Regions from separate parts of the Mus musculus genome. Here region 1 is linked to region 2. Evidence: chromatin contacts called from ENCODE POLR2A ChIA-PET data. All regions are on one chromosome and are shown on one strand. The core of a region is the stretch at or near the end of the contact, and the rest is flanking DNA. Distances in the headings are between cores, read along the strand shown.

What was found. ChIA-PET counts read pairs that join two places held with the same protein, here RNA polymerase II (POLR2A).
Region 1: POLR2A ChIA-PET joins it to region 2 with 18 read pairs in embryonic stem cell. The contact joins the promoter of Mrpl51 here to the promoter of Mlf2 in region 2. POLR2A ChIA-PET finds 5 or more read pairs at or near these places in 2 of 5 experiments (Patski and embryonic stem cell).

Annotation. Positions count from the first base shown.
Region 1 is chr6:125,190,843-125,196,327 of GRCm38, forward strand. It overlaps Mrpl51 (mitochondrial ribosomal protein L51), which reads left to right and starts at 1,358. Exons shown (of 3, transcript NM_025595.3): 1 at 1,358-1,591; 2 at 1,674-1,784; 3 at 2,381-3,550. The coding sequence starts at 1,513. The coding sequence ends at 2,577. It overlaps Ncapd2 (non-SMC condensin I complex, subunit D2), which reads right to left and starts at 744. Exons shown (of 32, transcript NM_146171.1): 1 at 656-744. Mir3098 (microRNA 3098) reads left to right here and starts at 4,950; the gene lies at 4,950-5,036.
Region 2 is chr6:124,928,168-124,933,644 of GRCm38, forward strand. Mlf2 (myeloid leukemia factor 2) reads left to right here and starts at 3,221. Exons shown (of 9, transcript NM_001170341.1): 1 at 3,221-3,419; 2 at 3,932-4,009; 3 at 4,244-4,370; 4 at 4,610-4,645. The coding sequence starts at 3,960.

The DNA.
Region 1 (5,485 bases), core at 108-2,607, 260 kb after region 2:
TATTATTCTGACACTAAGTCATTGAGTCTCATGGTCTCTGTAAAATGGTGTTGCTCTGGGGATCAAAAGAATCAAGGGATAAAAACTAGTCAATAGCCAGGGGTGGTGGAACATGTGTATAAAGGCAACATTAGAAGGCTGAGGCAGGAGGACTGCTGAGTTTGATGTCAGCCAGGACTGCAGTGAGGCTGCAAGGAGTACATCTCAACAACAACAACAACAACAACAACAACAACACAACAACACAAGACAATACTAATGAACTATTAAGTGACAATCAGTGTATACATACAGACTTATTGCTTCCATTTTAAAGTGAAAAAAATCCTTAAGAAATATTTTACTGAGCATTGGGGTTCCAGCCCAATCAATGGAATGGAAGGACATTAACTTCTACTTATCCTGTGCCTGATTTCAGTCTCATGGGGTGCAGAACGAAACAACCAAATTTACACATTGGGTAGTAAGGCTATGCGATTTTGCCCACACCACACATTCAGATTCTGATCTGTCAGACACACAGCCATACTGGATCTCAAGGGCATCCCTACCAGACCGTCGCTCCCGACCGCACTCCGGCAAAGGCTGCGTCACGTCCTGGACCTGCTTTTTCTCAACCTTTCCCTTCCCAACCTTTCGCACTGCCACATCTCACCTGGACCCCGCGACACCCCTCACCCGCCGCTTCTTCAACCGGAGAGCCCCCTGCTGAAAAGGAAGGAAGAAAACAATAGGGCAGGATACGCGCCAAACAACGAGATGGTTTTCAAGCTAGCGGAGGAACCGGCCAATCCGCGGCAGGCTGAGACGGAGACCCGCCTCAGCGCCAGGCGTCGCGCTCGCGGAGCCCGCAATTCCCTGTTCAAACCTCAACGGCTGCCAGGAGGCCAATCGCGACAGAGGCTGGAGAAGCCAACCAATCACAGCCCCGGGGGCGGGGCAAGCGGGCGAGGGGCGTGGCCCCGAGTCTGCGCTTTCCCGGCATCTCTACCGTAGTCGGCTAAGCATGGTCACCCGTTGTCTCTCCGCGGGCCGCCTAAAGCAGTCCAGCTTTTAACCATGTGGCGCCCGGCCCTGTACACTCCGGGAATATACTGCCCCAGCAAAACTCAGCTTGCCGTAGCGCCAGGCTCCCGTCCTCCACTTCCCTCACAGTTGAGGACGCGCAAGGGACAGGAGAGAGCTTATTTTAACGGAATTTCGGTTTGGGGGCGTCCTTTCCTGCGACAACAAACACCGCAGCGGTTCCATTCTTCCAGGGGCTAAACCGGAAGTATTTGACTGGACGCGCCTCACAGGCCGGAACTTGGAGGGCGGGGCTTGTGGCTGTGCGAGCCACCTTGGGATGACTCCCTAAGCTACCTGGGTAAGGCCCAAAATGGCTCCTCTTACTGTCACTACCGTGTGAGTCCCGCCTGGGACTGTAATCTGTGTCTTGGCTTTGGAATTCACACCCGCTCCCCATTTTTCCGGCTGGTTTGCTGCCCCTACTGAGGCGGACAGGCTAGAGTAATGGCAGGGAGTGTCCCTTGGGCGGCAAGTAGGAGACTGTGGGGCTGGGTGCCCTCGGCATGCCGAAGCTTCTCTCTGGGTAAGTGGCTTAAGTGTAGTAGGACGGCCGGCTAACGGCTTGTCACTGGGCAGTGCTGATTCATGCTTCTGTCCTTCCCTAGGCGTCCCACGGTTGGCCTTCGTAAGGCTCACTCTTCCACCTCCCAAAGTGGTTGATCGCTGGAACGAGAAGAGGGCTCTGTTTGGCGTCTACGACAACATTGGAATCCTGGGTAGGACGCGATTCCTGGTTTCTGAAGGATTAGTATGCTCTCTTGACTCTTTCGGTTTTATTTGTGGAGAGAATAGTAATGTGCCCGGGGCAAGCCTGGGGGCACAAACCTGTTACACGGGAGATGAAGCCAGGCAAGACCAGTCTGAGATGCGGAGAATAGTGAGGAGTGCGGGACTCAGTCTCACTAACACAGTAGTGGGCAGGTCTGAGGGCCAAAGCGAGTAAATGGGAGTGTCAGTATTTGAACCCAGACATTTCTGGCTGCAAAGTCTTTACTCCTTTCTTTCTTTCTTCTTTTTTAAATAAGATTTTTGTGTTTTCTGAATGTGTACCGTGTACTGCTCAAGCAATGCCTGCAGGTTCAGGGTGACTTCCTAGAACTTCCCTTTCAGGCAGTCGTGAACCTTCAGTTGAGAGTGCTGGGGAATCCTTTGGAAGAGCAAGTGTTACAAAGACTCTGTCCCTTGTACTAGACTGGTGTGTGCCTTGTCTGTCAGTAGTTCTGATCAGGGAGATGAAACTGTGTTGAAGGCCTAGTTGGGCTAGGCTGACTTCTCTTCTCTTGAAACTAGTATATATTCTGTCACGTTACAGGGAATTTCGAGAAGCACCCAAAAGAACTGATCAAGGGCCCAGTATGGCTTCGAGGCTGGAGAGGAAATGAATTGCAGCGTTGTGTCCGAAAGAAGAAATTTGTGGGAAACAGGATGTTCATTGAGGACCTGCATAACCTTAACAAACGGATCAGCTATCTCTACAAACACTTTAACCGACATGGGAAGTACAGATAGGACGGGAAATGTGTCACCCTGGAGAAGGGGAACAGGACTTATCCCAGCAAGGAGAGAGCTTTGTGTGCTCGATGTAATAAAAAAATGGGGCTCCTTTGGAATCTGATATGCCCAGTGCTACATTTACTCATGCACTCTGACGTCTGCCTCGTTCCTAAGTCACATGATCTTTTGTTACTATTACTTACAGCCCAGTTATGCTTGTGGCCTTTATAACAATCATTTATTGCTGGCACTTTCTGACACTGGCACCTCGTGTAAGTTTTTAAAGAATTTATTTTTATTTATTTTATCTTATTTTTTTGTAATCTTGGAGCTGAAACCCAGGGACTTGCTCATTCTAGGGAACTCTGCCACTAGCCGCCCAGGCCCTTGGAAGTGTAGCTGCTATTTCTAAAGACTCTGCCACCCCAAAATGAACTAGGAAAGTGAAATTACACTTTGTACTGCTCTTATCAGTTATAAGTTAGGGAACTTGTCTGAGTACCACAGCATTTCCCATCCTCTTGAATAGGGCAGTTTTGTGGAGGCTGACCTTGAGTCATGCCCAGTTTTATGAAGTGTTAAAGATCACACCCAGTATTACCCCTGTGTGTGCTACCCTGTTTGCTTTTTTTTTTTTTTTAGGGGAAAAAAATGTCATTTAAGAAAGATATTTTAGGGCTGGTGAGATGGCACTGACTGCTCTTCTGAAGGTCCTGAGTTCAAATCCCAGCAGCCACATGGTGGCTCACAACCACCCATAATGAGATCTGACGCCCTCTTCTGGTGCATCTGAAGTCAGTCACAGTGTACTTATTTTTAATAATAAAAAAGTCTTTGATCATTGGACCAGAGCAAGTGGAGTTGACCAGAGAGAGCAAGGTCAACTGAGGCAGCAGAGGTCCTAAATTCAATTCCCAACAACCACATGAAGCCTCACAACCATCTGTACAGCTACAGTGTACTCACATACATTAAATAAATCTTTTTTTAAAAAGAAAGATATTTTAATACAGGTTTGAGCATCAGGGCTATGAGAGAGGTGTTCAGAGGTAAAACACTTGAGAGCATGAGTGTGGGCTTCCCTGAGAGACTCTTCTATATGGCATAGTGCTGGCGTCTTGGATATACCAAGTACTTTATAGTGAGCTATAGACCCTCTGCTGCACTTTGCTTTTGTTAGTATATATTACAAAAATAATAGGTTTTGCTATGACATTCTTCATTTACTTCTTTTGGTTTTTTGAGATAGGGTTTTCTCTATGTAGCCTTGGCTATCCTGGAACTCAGTATGTAGACCAGGCTAGCCTTGAACTCATGGAGATAATACCTTAGTGTTGGATCTAAGGCTTAAGCCACCACATTTTCCACAGGTTTTTGAATTTATGTTTCAATTGAAATCAATTCAGTGAGAAGTCTGGAGATGACAGAAAGGTAATCCAGGGAATTTTTCTTGCATTTTTTTTTTTTTTTTAAACAGTCTTGGGGCTGGAGAGATGATTCCAGCCATCTCCCAGGGATGCTCTTGCAGGTTGCCCAGGTTAATTCCCAGCTCACACATGGTGACTCAAGGCTGACTATACTTCCAGTTTCTGGGCTTCCCATGGAGACAGGCATGCACATGTGCACAGGCATAGCTGCATGTATTATTGCATGTAAAACATGAAATAATAATAATAAGCCGGGCGGTGGTGGTGCACACCTTTAATCCCAGCACTCAGGAGGCAGAAGCAGGTGGATTTCTGAGTTCGGCTATACAGAGAAATCCTGTCTCGAAAAAACAAAACAAACATAAAAACAAAAACAAACAAACAAACACCAAAAACCTATAGTCTCTCAAAGTCAGGCTCAGGCTGGCCTGGAACTCTTATAGCTCAAACTGGGACCCATCCTCCTGCCTCTACCTCCAGAGTGACAAGATTATATGTGTGAGTCCTTGTATCCAGCTTCAAACTACTGTTTAATCCTCATATTTAGTGGCCATGTCCAAGGCTATATAATACCTACTTCTTTTTATAAAAAAGTATTGCCGGGCGGTGGTGACGCACGCCTTTAAAACCAGCACTTGGGAGACAGAGGCAGGAGGATTTCTGAGTTTGAGGCCAGCCTGGTCTACAGAGTGAGTTCCAGGACAGCCAGAGCTACACAGAGAAACCCTGTCTTGAAAAAAACAAAACAAAACAAAAAAGTATTACAGAGACACACAGGCAAACAAAGCAGAGCTTGGGGATTCTCTTGGAAGAGTGGGGGGAGGGACTGTAGGAGCCAGAGGGGTCAAGGACATCACAAGAAAACCCACAGAATCAACTAACCTGAGCCCTTAGGAGCTCACAGAAACTGAACTGCCCACCAGGGAGCTTGCATGGGACTGAGCTAGGCCCTCCACACATTGTGGTTGGGAGGAGTCCTAACAGCAGGAGTAGGAGCTCTGATTATCCCCTGCTTCTGCTGCCTGCCTTTAGGACCCTTTCCCCACAACCGGCTGCCTTGCCCAGCCCTAATAGAAGAGGTGCCTTGTCTTACTGTACTTGATATGCCATGGCTGGTTGATAGCCACTGAGGCCTGACCTGGGGAGAACAGGGGAGTGGGGATCTGGGTGTGGGGAGGAAAAGTGGCAGGGAGAGACTATGGAGGGAGGGAAGCTGTGGTTGAGAGGGAAGCTGTGGTTGGGATGTAGAATAAAATTTAAAAATGTTAAAAGTATTGCAAATCCAAGAAAATGAATTGCTTGTAGACTCAAGTGAGCTCTGAAGGTAGAAAAATTAGGGTGGTTATCCTATTTGATTTAAATCTAAGTTCTGTGTCAATGATCTTTTATGACGTAACAGTCCATTCTTAAACTCAATGACTAAAACAACTTCAAATCATTTTCTCTGGGTTTTCTTCTTCAGATGGTTAATCTAGTTTGCTGTCACGAGGCCATAT
Region 2 (5,477 bases), core at 1,971-4,470:
AGGAGACAGGACAGCAAATAACAGACAGAAAAAGAAACCTGGAGATATAGCTTGCCACGGCGGCACCCAACTAGAATCCTTGTAGCCAGGAAGCTAAGGCAGAGTTACCATTAGTTCAAGTGGTCCAGCCTGGGCTATATAGCAAAAACCTATGTCAAAACAAACGCAACACACAGGCAAGGAGACTAAAAGACCACACCTCAAGGTGGCAGGGGCTGTCTTAGCCTTGTCTGTCTGTTTAATACACTAGACCCAGCACAGAGCACGTGCTCATTAAACAGCTGTTGAGTGGCCAAGCAATGTAGAACTTGCTTTGATGGCCAGGTAGGGAGCATATACCTTTAGTCCCAGAGCTACATAGTGAGAGTGTGGGAGACTTGCTTTCAAAAGAGACAAGAAAAAAGAACATTTGTGTAGGATATCTTTAAGTGTAGGTGGCAGAATGCTCATTGAAGTAACATTCTTTTGTTTTGTTTGTTTTTTCAAGACGAGTTTTCTTTTCTTTTTTAAATATTATTTGTTTCTGTTTATACAAATACACTGTAACTGTCTTCAGACACACCAGAAGAGTGCATTAGATCCCATTACAGATGGTTGTGAGCCACCATGTGGTTGCTGGGATTAGAACTCAGGACCTCTGGAAGAGCAGTCAGTGCTCTTAACTGCTGAGCCATCTCCCCAGCCTGCTACATCCACTCCAGTAGTGACAAGCGCGACAGGCCCCAAAAACCTGGGTGCTGTCCCGAGGCGAAAAGTTCATGGAAACTTAGTCTCCTGGAACCTTGGCATCCTGTATAACGAATGCTCCAATGTCCTTGCTTTAGTTGGTGAACAGATCTGTGTGCTTTCCCTTAATATTCCTTTATTACAAGTGCTCCTAAGGATTGATATTTTGACATATAGCTAAGTTAGATTCTAGGCAGTTATTGATCCGACCTTGGGCATGGATAGCTAAGTCACTGCCTTACACAGGAATTTACCATTATCTAGGAAGAAGTAAGTTTGTGATCCAAGGAGGAACCAGAGTAGATACTTAGAACTATAGATAGCTGAGTTACACCCATACACAAGTATTTACAATGGCCTAGGGGGAAGGTGGACTATATTATAGACTAGAGAAGGATGTAGCCTTGGCTGTCCCAGCTCTCCGGAGCTTGATTGCTCTTCTCCTCCCCCTTGCTCCCCTCCCATACCAGGCTGACCTCAAACACCGAGATCCACCTGCCTCTGCCTCCTGAATGCTGGGATTAAAGGTCACCACTGGCCAAAGTAACCCTTTTATATAACCAGATTTATTTTTATTTTCTATGTATTTTTGCCTATAGGTGTGTACAATGTGTACACAATCCCTCTAGAGGCCCAAAGAGGGCATTGGATAGCCTGGAACTGGGGTTTTACCGATTGATGATTGAGAGTCACAAAGTGGGTCCTGGAACAAGGTCCTCTGCAAGGTAGCAAGCTCCTTTTTCAGATTTATTTTCCGTGTAGATGTGTGCCAGTATGCCAGGTGTGTACACACCCTTGATTTCTGCAGTGCATGTTAGAGCTGCTGGAGCTGCAACTCTGCAGCCATCCTGGGTTGCTCTGGAATAGCAGCAAGCTTTATTTATTTATTTTTTAAATTTTATGCTTTTGGGTTTTTTGTTTGTTTGTTTTTAATTTTATGCTTTTGTTTTTCTTCTAGATAAGCTATGTAGCCCAAGTCAGCTTCTAACTCACAGAGATCATCCTTTTTCTGCCTCCCTCCCAGTGCCCCACCAACCAGCAGGCATGTTTAGCCACTGAGCTGGCTCTGCAGCTCTGAGGTACTCTGGATGGAATGTCAAAGTGCTTTTCTTTAGAGCAAGAAGAAAGGACAATTGTCGGGTGGGATACCAAGAGGCATTTAAAGAAGGTCTTATATATCAAATATCAATGAAAAACACATTTTCTCCTTTTTTTTTTTTTTTTTGGCTTCACTTTGCCAATCTGTCAGCTTACGTTAACTATATCACTGTTTCTTCTCTTAGCACTATTTTTTTCCCACTAGCAATGATCAAATCGAAAGAAGCTGAGAGTCTCTGCTCCCAATCTTTTCCTGAGTAACCACTGACCCTTTTCCCTCAGGGAGTTGGTTAGAATAAACCTTTCTCTTCAGATCAGGTTCCACACGGTACCAATGTGGCTGACAGCCAGAGTAAAGAACTTGGGACAGTTTTGAGTTTGGATCTCTGTGGGTCAAAGTCTACCCAATACAGTTCAAATCCTCTGACCCAAAGGGGAGGGCTCTTCTCTCCAGCTCAGCCAGATTTTGTGCAAGACAATTAGTATGTCAAAATACCAGTCTCTGGCTTTGGAGTCAGCCCTCTTGGGCTTACTTTTTAGCTCCACCCCTGGGTGATTCTGCTTAATTTAGCTCTCCACCCCTTTATTCTTCTAAACTTTAGTCCCTTGACCTATCTACCTGCTCAGAACAAAGAAAGTTTTAAAGACCTACGACCTAAAGGAACTGGACTATAGCTTAGTGGTAGGGCATGTGCTTGGTATGCCCAAGGTCCTGAGTTGGGTCCTGAGCACTAAAACCAAAACCAAAAAACGACAACAAAAAGCAAACAGACTTCAGAACTAACGCCTTTGCCCAGGCCAACCCTTCACAGACAGGTCCTGGAGTGGTCCAGAAGCCTAAGCCAACACCGAGTCCTAAGGAGCTAAGGATCCAGCCCGGCCCAGGATCGCCCTCTGGCGGCCAAACTCCCAACCTGGATTCCCTTCCCTGGTTGGCCTTTTCCAAGGCTTAACTAGACCTGAGCTAAATTGTCACCTCCTTCTCTGCGTCACTCGGAGGACACCGCCCGCCCGAGCGTCTCTCCAGAGGGACAGGCCCACGCGCTCCCCTGGTTAAGCGCCCCTCCTGCAGTGTGTTTAAAGGTCCCCGCAGGGATCCGCCCCACCGATCGCCCCCAGACAGCCCGCCTCTCCCCCCCCCCCCCCGCAAAAAAGGTGCGGCACACCCTGCCCCCACGTTGCGCTCAGCCGGTCCCTCCCGATTCCGCTCCGCCCCCCCCCACCTTTGCAGGAGCCTCTTCCTGTCCCCAGATCCCCGAGCCAGCTTAATGACACCTCCCACCCGCCCCAGAGGACCCGCCCTCCGGGGCTCCACGGCGCGCGCGCCGCCCTCCCTCCCAAGCAGGTGGGCGGAGCTCCCGCAGCCCGCCCCCGGGGCCGTCCGTCGTGACGTCACTTCCGTTCGGGCCTGACCGAAGATCGGCTTCTCGGGCCGAGGGCGGGGGTACGGAGGTGGCAGGCGAAGGCAGGAGGCGGTGCGGGAGGCGAGAAGCTGCCGCGCGGACCAATCCTTGCGTCCCGGGCCGCGACCCTGCTCCTGCAGCGCCCCGAGGAGAGGCCGGCCGGATGGGCCGCTGAGCCGGAGTCGGGGACCGGTGAGGCCAGGGCGCCGCGGCCCGCACGGCTGCAGGGATGCGATCCCGGGAGTGGACCTTCCTCTCCGGCTCGCCCGGCGGGAGGCACGGGCTGGGGCAGTGGCGGCCCGGATCGGTGGGCAGTGAGGCCTGCCCGGGGAGGCCTGGTAGCGCCCAGTGCCAGCAGAAGGCGGAGTAGTTGGGGGTCATTAATGGGGTGGCGGGCCGCCGTTCGAGATTCTCATCGAGTCTGGCGTCGGAGGAGGAGCTGACCGTGGCTCGGGGAAGAGAGGATGGCGGGCGGGGGTGGAGGGGCACCACTAAGAGGCTTGGGAAAAATTCCATGACCGGCTTGGAGAGCTGCTGGCTCTCAGGTCTCATAGGTTATATGGCTCACCTGGCGAAGGATCTTCCCTGGAGTTTGGAGGGGTCAGTGATAGTGTATGCAAGAGGCAGCCTTAAGAGTAGCAACACTGAGCTGGTGTGCATAAGCCTGGCCGCCTGCAGGAAACACAGCCTCCGTATCTTCACAGTGTGGAGCCCCCTGGAGCTGAGATCACGATGTTCCGCTTCATGAGGGACGTGGAGCCTGAGGATCCCATGTTCCTGATGTGAGAATTCCCTCCCCCTCGCGCCCTCAGCCCATTCGGATTCAGGTCTGAGCAGTTCAGGCAGACCTTTGAGTTGGTTCCCTTGGCTGGAACCAGTTAGAATTAGCTGGATACTCAGCTGCCGCTCTCAGAGGGAAGCCGGCATCCGTGCCACTGTGTACCCTGACTTCATTTCGGGGAGGTGAAGAAGGCTGGGGGTTAATCTGCCTTCTATAGTGTATGCTCACTCCGCAGGGACCCCTTCGCAATTCACCGTCAGCACATGAGCCGCATGTTGTCAGGCGGCTTTGGATATAGCCCCTTCCTGAGCATCACAGATGGTAACATGCCAGCAACCAGGCCTGCCAGCCGCAGGATGCAGGTAACAGTTGGAACATATCGAGACCTGGGGTGATTAGTTAAGTATGCTGCAGTTCTTGCCCTACAACCAGCTTTAAAGGGACATGACCTGCGTGGGAGGCAGACGAGTGGGGTCAGGAGTCTGGGAAAGGGGCTGTGTGACTCCTGTGGAAAGAAGGAAGGGGGGAACGGAGGCACTGACCTCCTTTGGTACATACAGTTGGTAGGGTGTAGTTCTAACTTCAGTTTCTCGTCTTGTAGGCTGGGGCTGTCTCTCCCTTCGGGATGTTGGGAATGGTGAGTCCCTGTCTTCTCTTCCTGTATCTCTTGCACAAGTGCATACACTCACGTGCGCGCGCGCACACACACACACACACACACACACACACACACACACACACCCCTTAAATGTTATTTCCAAATGCACCACTCTGGTGGTCTTAAAAATCTTCTCTTTGGATAGTTGACATGGTTCAGAGCCCATTGACTATAAGTTAAGGAGCTAGGGCTGCAGAAATGGCTCCCGAGTTAAGAGCACCTGGCTGTTCTTCCAGACAACCAGGGTTTGATTCCCAGCACCCACATGGCAGCTCACAACTGTCTGTATTTGTAGTCTTAGGGCATCTGATGCCATCTTCTGTTCTCCACCGTCATTGCATGAATGTAGAGAGCAGACGTACATGCAGACAAAACACTCATACACAGAAAGATAATAACTAGAACACTCAAATGCTACTGACACTCAGAAGTTCTTAATCACTGGGGAAAGTAAAAATGTACAGCGGTTCTTTTGAGGAGGGAAAGTTTGGGGTTCTTTTACAGCTCTAAATATTCAGAGGGGTTTTTTGGTTTTTTTTTGTTTTTTTTTTTTTTTGTTTTTTTTTTTTTTTTTTTTTTTGAGACCAAGTTTCTCTATAACAGTCCTGGCTGTCCTGGAACTCACTCTGTAAACCAGGCTGCCCTCAAACTCAGCTCTGTTTACCTCTGCCTCTCAGTGCTGGGTTAAAGGCAAGCCCTGTCAATCAACATTTAGCGTGATCAGAGGTTTTAATTCATTGCCTTTGGGTCACTTCCTTAAAGATCGGGATGAGCTGGGTGTGGTGGCGAACGCCTTTAATCCCAGCACTCT